Linked DNA regions of Homo sapiens: region 1 is linked to region 2. The links are chromatin loops, found by intact Hi-C in ENCODE. Cell type or tissue: tibial artery. All regions are shown on one strand. Links, peaks and the distances in the headings refer to the core of each region. The heading gives the core; the rest is flanking DNA.

The links. Peaks named below come from ENCODE experiments on the same cell type or tissue, not always from the same donor. Only the 100,000 strongest peaks of a DNase experiment are listed, where the experiment ranks them.
Region 1: a loop joins it to region 2, with 11 times the contacts of the local background. A loop is called at or near these places in 1 of 110 quality-filtered maps.

The regions. Positions count from the first base shown.
Region 1 is chr6:94,388,637-94,394,025 of GRCh38, reverse strand. No RefSeq gene overlaps it. Among named protein-coding and RNA genes, the nearest start is that of TSG1, 680 kb to the right of the region's middle. In tibial artery, for the core only: no CTCF peak of the experiment used is centred there; no DNase peak of the experiment used is centred there.
Region 2 is chr6:94,460,446-94,465,834 of GRCh38, reverse strand. No RefSeq gene overlaps it. Among named protein-coding and RNA genes, the nearest start is that of TSG1, 760 kb to the right of the region's middle. In tibial artery, for the core only: no CTCF peak of the experiment used is centred there; DNase peaks (open chromatin) are centred at 2,564 and 2,784.

The DNA.
Region 1 (5,389 bases), core at 239-5,238, 72 kb after region 2:
CAAACTAGGATAGTTATAAAACTAACTGCAAGGCCAAAACTAGGAACCAGAAATTTTGGTTACTTCTTAACAACATCTCTCTGAACCATCTCAGGCCTTCTTTTCTCCTGAAGCCCGCACAGCCTTGTTTATTCTGGGGCTTCTTAGCCGTCCGTGGTAGCTCCGGCCAGGGTAAGGCAGTCACCTCCAAGGGTTCCTGATGGGAGAAGGGGACTGCTCTCCTTACTGCTATATTTCAAAACTTATCTCAGATCTTATTTCCTTTCTCTTTTGGAGCCTTCCATGAATAAAGAGGCCCTTAAAGTTCCTTTTCAGAGAACCTTTTAGTGCAAAACTTATATCTTCTTCAGCTCTTTTCTTTTTTCCCCTCAACTTTCCATTTGGGGAATTTTTCTTAACCTATTATTAGGATGGGGACTAAAACAAATGCATATTCTTGGAAACTTTTCTGTCTTATACCTAGGTTAATGTTTTTGAAATTTTCATTAAGAGAATGCAGATTTTGATGGTTAAACTTCATATTTCTACTAAGACAGTTAGTTCTTCCTTAAAGCAAATGTCTCAGAATAAGCAGGGAATGTGGGGAAATGGTGATAACTTAATAACATACTGATATATGCTACCATTGGTTTGTTGCTTAGGGCTACAGGTTGATTGTGTAGCACAAGTGTTGATGCAATTAAGCACAGGGAAGCCTCTCCAGGAAAGGCTTCAGCTTAATATTCAAGACTGATGTAAGGATTGATGTATAAAGCAGTCAGCCCAGTGCTTGGCAAATACAAAGGGGACTGGGGGAGTGGCTACTAGCTCTTATTAACAGTGACATGGAAATGTCACTTTAAATTTTAAAAATGGCTACTGATGCAGTTTATACTTCAGTAAGAGTATATCTTGTCTATTATAATAGTGCAAGCAATTAGCAGATATAGTATTAATGGCTCACCTCCTAAAACTGTCTTTGTGAGAGGGACTGATTCAGCTAGTTGGATACTGATAATCTCATTACAGCCAATTCTTACATAACGCTCCCGTGGAAAGATGTTTCTATACAAAGGATAGGTTAGACTTCTATCCATAGGATTATTTTTCCCATTCATGATGAAAAATATTTGATTTTTGAGTATGGGAGGGAGAGCATATACCTAATTTCCCCATATTTTCAATATTCTGACTTCCCTCTATGTCCCCACTGAATAAAATCCTATGCATTTTTCTAGCCAAGAGTGGACCGAATGGGGGGAAATTTTACTAGACCTTTTAAATCTCAAGATTCTGGATTCAGAGAGAGGGGAAGGAGTGTGGAAGTGAGAACAGAGAATGCACCATCTACCTAGTGTGTTCCCCAGATGGATGATTGATGGCACTAGAAGAATTAAAGAATTTTATTCAGTTGAACTTATCTAGAAAAGGTAGAGTAAAAGAGTCTAATCTTATTACCATAAAAAGCCTCAGATATTAGGTACTAAGTCCAATTCAATCACTAACCCGCTGGACTTTTAAATGTGATGAAGGGCTGAGGTATATCACAACCATTTGGGTATGTCTCTTATGCATCCATAATATTACTGGAAAACCCAATTGTTTGTCCATTATGTTACCAGTATTTGTTATTGTTTTTAATTTTTGTGGTTACATAATAGGTATGTATATTTTGGGGTACATGAGATACTTTGATACAGGCATGCAATGTGTAATAAGCACATCATGGTACATGGGGTATCTATCCCCTCACACATTTATCCCTTGTGTTACAAACAATCCAATTAAACTCTAAGTTGTTTAAAAATGTATAGTAAATATATTACTGGCTATAGTCACCCTGCTATGCTATCAGTTACTAGGTCTATTCATTGTTACTATTATTTTGTACCCATTAACAACCCCCACCTCTCCCTGACCACCCCACTACACTTTCCAGCCTCTAATAACCATCTGTCTATTCTCTATCTCCATGAGTTCAATTGTGTTAACTGTTAGCACCCACAAATGAGAACATACAAAGTTTGTTTTCTGCTTCTGGCTTATAGTTCTTGTAATTTTTTTGCATATTCAACTTTTTGTCATTTTTTTCCTTAAATTTATTTAAAATATATATATAAAATAATGTACAATTATTCATATTATGTCTACATATATGCTCAAAAACACATAGAAAACAGAAAAAAAAAGTCCCCCTAATTCTATCTCTGGCATTTTATCTGTTCTTTTAAACAATCACATTGATAACTATATGTTAAAGAGCTTTAATAATAAAATATGCAAATTTGGGGGTGGTGATTTTGGCTTTCTGTTTCTTACAGTCATAGTAACTGTGGCTTTCATGGGATCAAAATGTTGTGCTGGAGAAATGTCTAGTTGTATGCCTTCACTTGAGGCACATAATGGGTAAGAGGCTCTGTTTTCAAAATACCTGGGCTAGAATTTATTACCTGTGGGATCATGAAGTGGGGGATTTTCTATCCTCTCATGCTTTGACTTATCTTTAAAAGGATAGAACCCACATTCTAGGGTTTGTTGTGAGACATCTATTAGTATTTTAATATATTTTAAGATTCTATTAGTATTTTAATATATGGATAGAGTCTAAAATTGGCCCTCTTATGTTATGACAACTCACCTATGTAGCCTTCAATAATTCTCCAAATATACCTTGTAGAAATACCAAGTATGTGGAGTAAGAAGCAAGAAAACTTTTGAAGAGTCGTAAGTCATATCACTCAATATGCAGACTAATTCCCAAGCACTTAATCCATTCAGGTTCCCATTCATAGCTATGGAATCTTGTTTTACATGTATTTCTAACAGCCTTTTCTCAGCTGTTAGTAGACTAGAAATAAATTAAGATTGTGTTTTTAAAAAGCAACATAAAACCAAATTGAATTAAAGTAAATTGAAAGACAAATAGTTTCAATGAAAGAAGTAAAATATTAATATAACAGCCTACAGGTAAGCATCGAAGCAAAGTATGAAAAATATACACAAAACCAAAACAGAACCACAAACACAGCACAGTGTAAGGTCATTTATCGTAATTGCTGTATCAGATCATAAGACAATAATATGAATTCTGCCTAAATTATCTATGACAGTTTAAATGATGTTCAATATGTTCTCTTTATACACAGGAAAGTATATAATAAGTTTTTAAAAAAAATAACAAAATAGGCAAGATTTTTATTTTTAAGTGCCTTTTTATGAGTTAGAAACAAATCATAAAACAAATTGTTCAAAATAACACAGTCACAGAAGGTTTAAATTTTGTTTCAGAGACAGCCACAGGCTTGTGAAGTTCTGTGCCTAATTCTCCTGGTGAGTCCTCACAGATACACTGACTAGGGAAAGCTTGAAGGGGAATAGATAGGACAGTCATCCTAGCAACTTCATCCTCTGTCCTACAATAGAATTGTAAAACGAAAGAAATTCATCTTTGAAAATTTTGAAAATTTACACATTATATCCTTCATGTACCACTTTTTTATAATACTTAAATTAATGGTGCAGGCTCATATAATATGTTACTTCTTGTCACTAATTTTAATTAAAAAATTTAACTCTTTTTTAATTCATTTTTTATATTGCTCATTCATTGTAGAATATCCCACTTTTACTAAGGCAAGACTATTCTCTCAAGGGCTATCATCCCACAGAAACCATAGCAGCTTAGTCAAGAAGAGACCAGAACCATTGGTTCTACATTCTGCTCCATTAAGCAAGGCAAAACTGTAACATCACAATGAAACGCTCAGCTGTATAATTTATTCAGTGAAATGGTTATATTTATTCATTTCAACAACATTACAATTATAATTATCAGCTCCTTCCAATGTTTACATAATAAAATTCTTTTATTAAAATATGTGTTAGTAATACTTCTCATTCATGCCTCTCCAGACATGGTAGGAGATTGTTTAAAATTTTTAATAAAAATGAGTATAAGAGGGTCCTCATGCTTATACATTTTTTACTTAATTCAACGTAAATGCTAAAGAAAATATTTCAGTAATGAAATAACAAAATTGTAAATATGTTTACTATTTATACATGCTTAACATATGTGAAGCTATAAAAATAGAAGAAATTTTACCTACAGACATTTATTTGACTGTTAAAATAGTGAGTAGAGTTTTGATTTCTTTTTTCCCCTTTAATGCGATTTCTTAAATTGCCTGAAAATACTGCCTGACAAAAGTGCTCTGGCTAATACTGTAATTTAGAAGAGCATTGAAATGTGCCCTCAGCTAGGAAAGTCACAGGTTCTTAGTTCTCCTCTTACTTGTGCAATAGGGAGTTTATAATGGAAATGACAACACACCATTAACTATAGCACTGCTTGTGGGCATTGATATAAATATCATTACAGATTAAAGACCTCTGCAAGAATTTAGTCAAGTAGGATTAGCAAATAAACTATTAGAGGTGAAGATTAAATTGTGATAGACAAAATAAAGTAGATTTTCTGCTATATTCTCAATTTCATTTGTTTCCCAGAATGGCAACAATTCTTCTTAGTTTGTAAAGTGCCTCGTATATTTGCCCTGCAGCTAGAAAGTGCAGCCAAGAGGTGTGGAAGAAAACCTGAGGTTATGACTGACAACGAAAGGATAGGAGAGAGGGCTTAGGACTCAGTATGTCTCAGTTGTGACTCATAGCCTTTAAGCCATTTACAGAAGCTGAAATTTCAGAGCTATTAGGTGCTGTACATATCCACAATCCTGAGAAATATAAGGTGATATTTTAGCCTTTTGGACTTCATGGCCTTATAGGATCCTGTTGCCAATCTCCTATGTTTTGAAATCTCATGTGATAGTTTTAAGAAGCTCAAAATAGCAATTTGAATACATATTTACCAGTAGTACTGACTTGATCTACAAGAATATAGGTATGTGTTATGATTTGAATATTTGCATCCCCCCAAAATTCATATGTTGAAACCTAATTGCCAGTGTGAATGGTATTAGAAGATGAGGGCTTTGGGATGTGATTAGCTCATGAATTCAGAGCTCTCATCAGTGGGGTTAGTGCCCTAATAAAAGGGAGCCCTTTCACTACGAGCAGACATGATGAGAAGGCTCCATCTATGAAAAAGTGCATCCTCACCAGACACTGAATCTACTGGATCCTTGATCTTGAACTTCCCAGCCTCCAGAACTGCAAGAAATAAATTTCTGTTTGTAAGCTATTCAGCTTACAGTACTTTTCTATAGCAGCCTGCACTGTAACTTAGAAATCTAAGACAGTATTAAGCGGGTGTATTGGCATGTGTGTGAAGAGATATATTTGTGAACATGTGTGTGTGTTTCCCCCAAGGAAATTTATTTTTCTCAGTTTAGATTAGCCTATGATTGATTTTGTTGTTATGGAGACCATGACCCATGTGGGCAGTGACATT
Region 2 (5,389 bases), core at 203-5,202:
TAAAGAGAAGAAAGGTGAAAGAAAGTATAATAAATATAATTTCTACAAACACCAGAATTTAAGGGATCAGCTTGGAAGATAACAGTTTTTAAAAATTTGGTAAATTATGTAACCCATAATAACATTTCAGTATTTTAATTCAGCATACTTTAGTTGATATTGTATGGGTTTCAACTAACAGGCACCAATTTGGGATAGTTCAACTGGCAGAAGCATTTGAACTAGAGCAACTCCATCTTGAATAGGGGCTGGGTAAAATAAGGCTGAAATCTACTGGGCTGCATTCCCAGGATGTTAGGCATTTTTAGTCACAGGATGAGAGAGGAGGTCAGCATAAGATACAGGTCAAGAAGACCTTCTTGATAAAACAGCATGTGGCAAAGAAGCCAGCCAAATCCCACCAAAACCAAGATAGTGATGAAAGTGACCTCTGGTCATCCTCAGCACTCATTATACACTAATTATAATGCGTTAGCATGCTAAAAGACCCTCCCACCAGCACCATGCCAATTTACAAATGCCATAGCAATGTCAGGAAGTTACCCTATATGGTCTAAAAAGGGAAGAAACACTCAGTTCTGGGAAATGCTCACCCCTTTCCCAGAAATAATCTACCCTTTGTTTAGCATATAATCAAGAAGTAACTATAAGTATAATCAGTTGAGCCACAGATGCTGCTGCTCTGCCTATGGAGTAGTTATTCTTTTGTTTCTTTACTTTCTTAATAAAGTTGCTTTCACTTTATGGACTCACCCCAAATTCTTTCTTGCAGGAAGTCAAAGAACCCTTTCGTGGGGTCTGGATCAGAACCCCTTTCTACACAACCAATAAAGGAATTTGATAGAAGGATGCGGGGGCAATCAAAGCTGAAAGCAAAGGGTAGTCTTGGTGAATAAGAAGTAAGAACTGGAAAATCAACAAGGACTAGAGAGTAATTTCTACTGATCCTACATGACTCTGCTTTGCACCTCTGATTCATTCTTTCTTCTGAAGATTAACTTTACTTTCTCTACATCTGCAAATTTATATTATTATATTTATAGCATTATCATAAAATCTAAATACCAATCCCAAAGTTTTTTGAGAGAGCAGCTGTTTGCCTAGCTGGGAGCATGTGTAGATCTCTATTCCAATAATTTATCGCTAAGAGTTTATGGTTACATCACACAAACATTGGCAGAAGACTAATATCTTTAGTGAAAAGTCTTTTCTCATTGAAAAAGAAATTGTAAAATCAACCTTACTGTCCTATATGGAGAACAAGATATTATGTGCTCAAATCTAATATTAGAGTTCATATTTATTTATCACAATCAGGCGTAACAATCCCTTTGAAGTAGGTTTACTGCAAACAAATCAAGATGAGAATGTATGCCTTTCAAAAAAAATTATTCTCAAATGTTTTATATTTTAATAAAAATGCTGAGCTAATAAAAATTTGAACGTGCTGATTTGTCTCCTTTCTCAGTTTTGGTGTCATGCCACAACCAGTACCAGGCTCCCTGTCGCCACGGCCTGATCTGCTTGAAAGGGGGAAGCTGCACTCTGCCTTGTTACCTCAGATTGCAGCTTGAGCATTGATAATTATCATTATTGGTTAGCAGCCCATCACTTTCTTTTGTTCTTCACTTCCTGAGACCTTTTGAACAGACAGGTAAGAGTGTGGTGTTAACATTTCCAGACCCATATGTGAATATGTATTATGATGCTAATTGCACAGGTATTTGAATATTTGGAGGACAGTCACTAAAGAAATTTAGAATTACAAAGCCCACTTCATACTTTTTAGTAAGCAAGTGTGCTCATTTGAGAGAAGCGTTTGAACAAAAAGGACAGAAATCGTCATGAGGAGATTGTCTTTTCTGTCTTTAAAATAAAGAGATCACTTAAGAAGGAGGCTATTTTATTAAATAAAATGTAACAAATCTTTGGGTGTGTGTATTGTATGTGTGTGTGCCTGTGTGCATATATGTGAAAATAGATTTCCTGCATCTAACAACCATCCTACTAAGAAGGGATAAGTAACATTTTACAAGAATTATCCGAAGCTGGCTCCTCTTACTTCTTTGCCCACTTGTTTTTATTTCCTTCCCTACTTCTTTTTCCATTCTCTTAAAAAGTTTTGCACCATAGTCTAACAAAAATATTTTTGTGAGCAGGCAGAATAGAAGCCTCCAGCAATCATATCCCCAACAGGAACACCAATTAAACAGCTATCCACACAAAGAAATATCTCCATAAGAACCAAAAATAAGGTGGGCAATCACATTGCCTGGTTTAGAGGCACTGAAGAGAGTAGGAAAGACTGTCTTGAATTGCTGACATCACCTCTGCTGCATCCCCAGGCAGCAGCAACCTCATGGCACAAAGAGAGAATCATTTTACTTAGGGGAAGGAAAGCTCAGTGATTGTGGGACTTTGCTTTGGAACTCAATGCTGCCGGTCATAATGGAAAGCAACATGGGGCAGAATTCAGCCAGTGCCCACAGAGCAAGCATTTAGACCAGCCCTAGCCAGAGGTAAATTGTCCAGTCTGGCGGTCAGAACCTGAGTTCCAGCTAGCCATGCCACTGCAGGCCAAAGCACTCTAGGATCCTAAATAAATTTAGAAGGCGGTCTAGGCCACAAGGACTGCAAATCTTGGGCAAGTCCTGGTGCTGTGCTGGGCTCAGAGCCAGTGGAGTTGGGGTTCACATGACCTAGTGAGACACCAGCTTGGGGCAGCCAAAGGAGTGCTTGTAGCAACCCTCCTCCATTCCAGGCAGCACAGCTCTCAGCCTGGGAGAGACTGATTCCTTCTGCTTAAGAAGAGGAGAGGGGAGAGTAAAGAGGACTTTGTCTTACACCTTGAATACCAGCTCAGCCACAGGAGGACAGGGCACTAGACAGAGTCGTGGGGGCCCATCCCAAGGCCTAAACCCTGGATGACACATCCTGGGTCATAAGGGAACCTACTGCTTTGAAAGGAAGTACCTAGTTCTGACAGGATTTATCACCTGCTGACAGAAGAGCCATTGGGCCTTGGATAAACCAGACAGTAGTTTTTGTGGGCCTTGTCTGAGATCCAGTGCAATGCTGGCTTCAGGGGTGACCCAGCACGTTCCCAGCTATAATGGACATGTGGAGAGACTCTTGCTTGAGAAAATGAGAGGGAAGGATAAAGGGGACTTTGCCTTATAGCTTGGGTACCAGCTCTGCCGCAGTAAGATAGAGCACCAAGGGGCCTCCTGAGGTTTCTAATTCTAGGCCTTGGTCTGGGATGGTGACATTTCTGGATTCTGTGGGTCAGAGGAGAACCCACTGCCCTGAAGGGAGAGACCCAGGCCTGGTAGCATTTAGCACAAACTGACTGAAGAGCCCTTAGGCCTTGAATAAACATCAGTTACAGCCAGGCAGTGCTCACCACAGGCCTGGGCCACCTGACCTTGGGGAGAGACTCCTTCTTGAGGAAAGGAGACAGAAAAGTGGGAGGGACTTTGCCTTGAGGCTTGAGTGTCAACTCAGCTGCAGTGGAATAGAACACTAAATAGATTTCTAAGGTTCCTGACTCCAGGCTCTGGCTCACAGTCATTTCTGGACCCTATTTGGAGCAGGAGAAAGGGGACCTCACTGTCCTGAAAGGAAGAACAAGCCTGGCTGAATTCACAATTGAAGAAATGAATTCTTCAATTCAGGAGTGAAGAAAAAAATACAAAAGATCAACAAAACAAAAAGCTGGCTTTTGAAAAGATAATATTGGCAAACTTTTAGGCAGACTAAGAAAAAATGAGAGAAAACCTGAAGAAATAAATTCAGAGATGAAAAAGGATATATTACAACTGATAGCACAAAAATTCAAAGGTTCATTAGGGACTACTATGAGCAACTATATGGCAATACATTGGAAAACCCATAAAAAATGGATAAATTCCTAGACACATAAAACCTACCAAGATTGAACCATGAAGAATCCAAAACCTGAACTGACCCAAAACAACTAACGAGATTGAAGTCACAATAAAAAGTTTTCCAGCAAAGAAAAGTCTGGAACCCAATGGCTTCAACTGCTGAGTTCTGCCAAACATTTAAGAAGAATTAATACCATTACTATGCAAACTATTCAGTAAAATAGAGAAAGAGGGAATACTTTTAACTTCATTCTATGAGGCCAGTGTTATCTTGATACCAAAATCAGACAAAGACACATCAAAAAAAGAAAACCATTGGCTAATATCTCTGAAGGACATTGAAATAAAAATCCTCAATTCAGCAAACTGAATTCAACAACACATTAAAAAGATCATTCATCATGACCAAGTGGGATTTATCCCAGGGATGCAAAGAAGGTTCAAAATACAAAAATCAATCAATGTGATATAAACAGAATGAAAGACAGAAAAAATGGGATCATTTAAATTGATGCTGAAAAAACATATGTTAAAATTCAACATCCCTTTATGAGAAAAATTCAAAAAACTTGGGATAGAAGGAACATGCCTTAACACAATTAAAGCCATATATGACAGAAAAACAGCTAGCATTATAGTGAATGGAGAAAAACTGAAAGCCTTTTCTCTAAGATCTGGAACAAAACAAGAGTGTCCACTTTTTCCACTGTTAAGTCAATATAGTGCTAGATATCTTAGCTAAAGCAATCAGACAAGAGAAAGAAATAAAGGATATCCAAGTTGAGGAATAAGTCAAATTATCCTTGTTTGCAGGTAATATGATCTTATATTTGGAAAAAACTAAAAACTCCACCAAAAAACTACTAAAATTGAAAAACAAATTTAGTAAGTTGCAGGATGCAAAATCAATATACAAAAAATCAATAGCATTTCTATATGCCAACAGTGAAAAATCTGTAAAATAAATCAAGAAAGTAACCCCATTTACAATATCCACAAATAAAATTAAATACCTAGAAATAAACTTAATCAAAGAAGTGTGAAAACCCTACAATGAAAACTATAAAACACTAATGCAAGAAATCGAGGAGAACACAAAAAAGTGAAATGATATTTCATGTTCATAGATTGGAAAAATCAATATTGTTAAAATATGCACATGACCCCAAGTAATCTATAGATTCACTGTAATCCCCATCAAAACACCAATAACATTCTTCTCAGGAATATACAAAAAAATTCTAAAATGTATATGAAACCACAAAAGACCCAGAATAGTCAAAGTTATCCTCAGCAAAAGAGAACAAAACTGAAGGAGTTACATTATCTGACTTCAAATTATACTGCATAGCTATAGTAAACAAAACAGCATGATATTTGGCATAAAATTAGACCCATCAGCTAATGGAAGAGGATAGAGAACCCAGAAATAAATTGATACTACAGTGAATTCATTTTTGACAAAGATGCCAAGAACATACTTTGGGGAAAGGCCAGTGTCT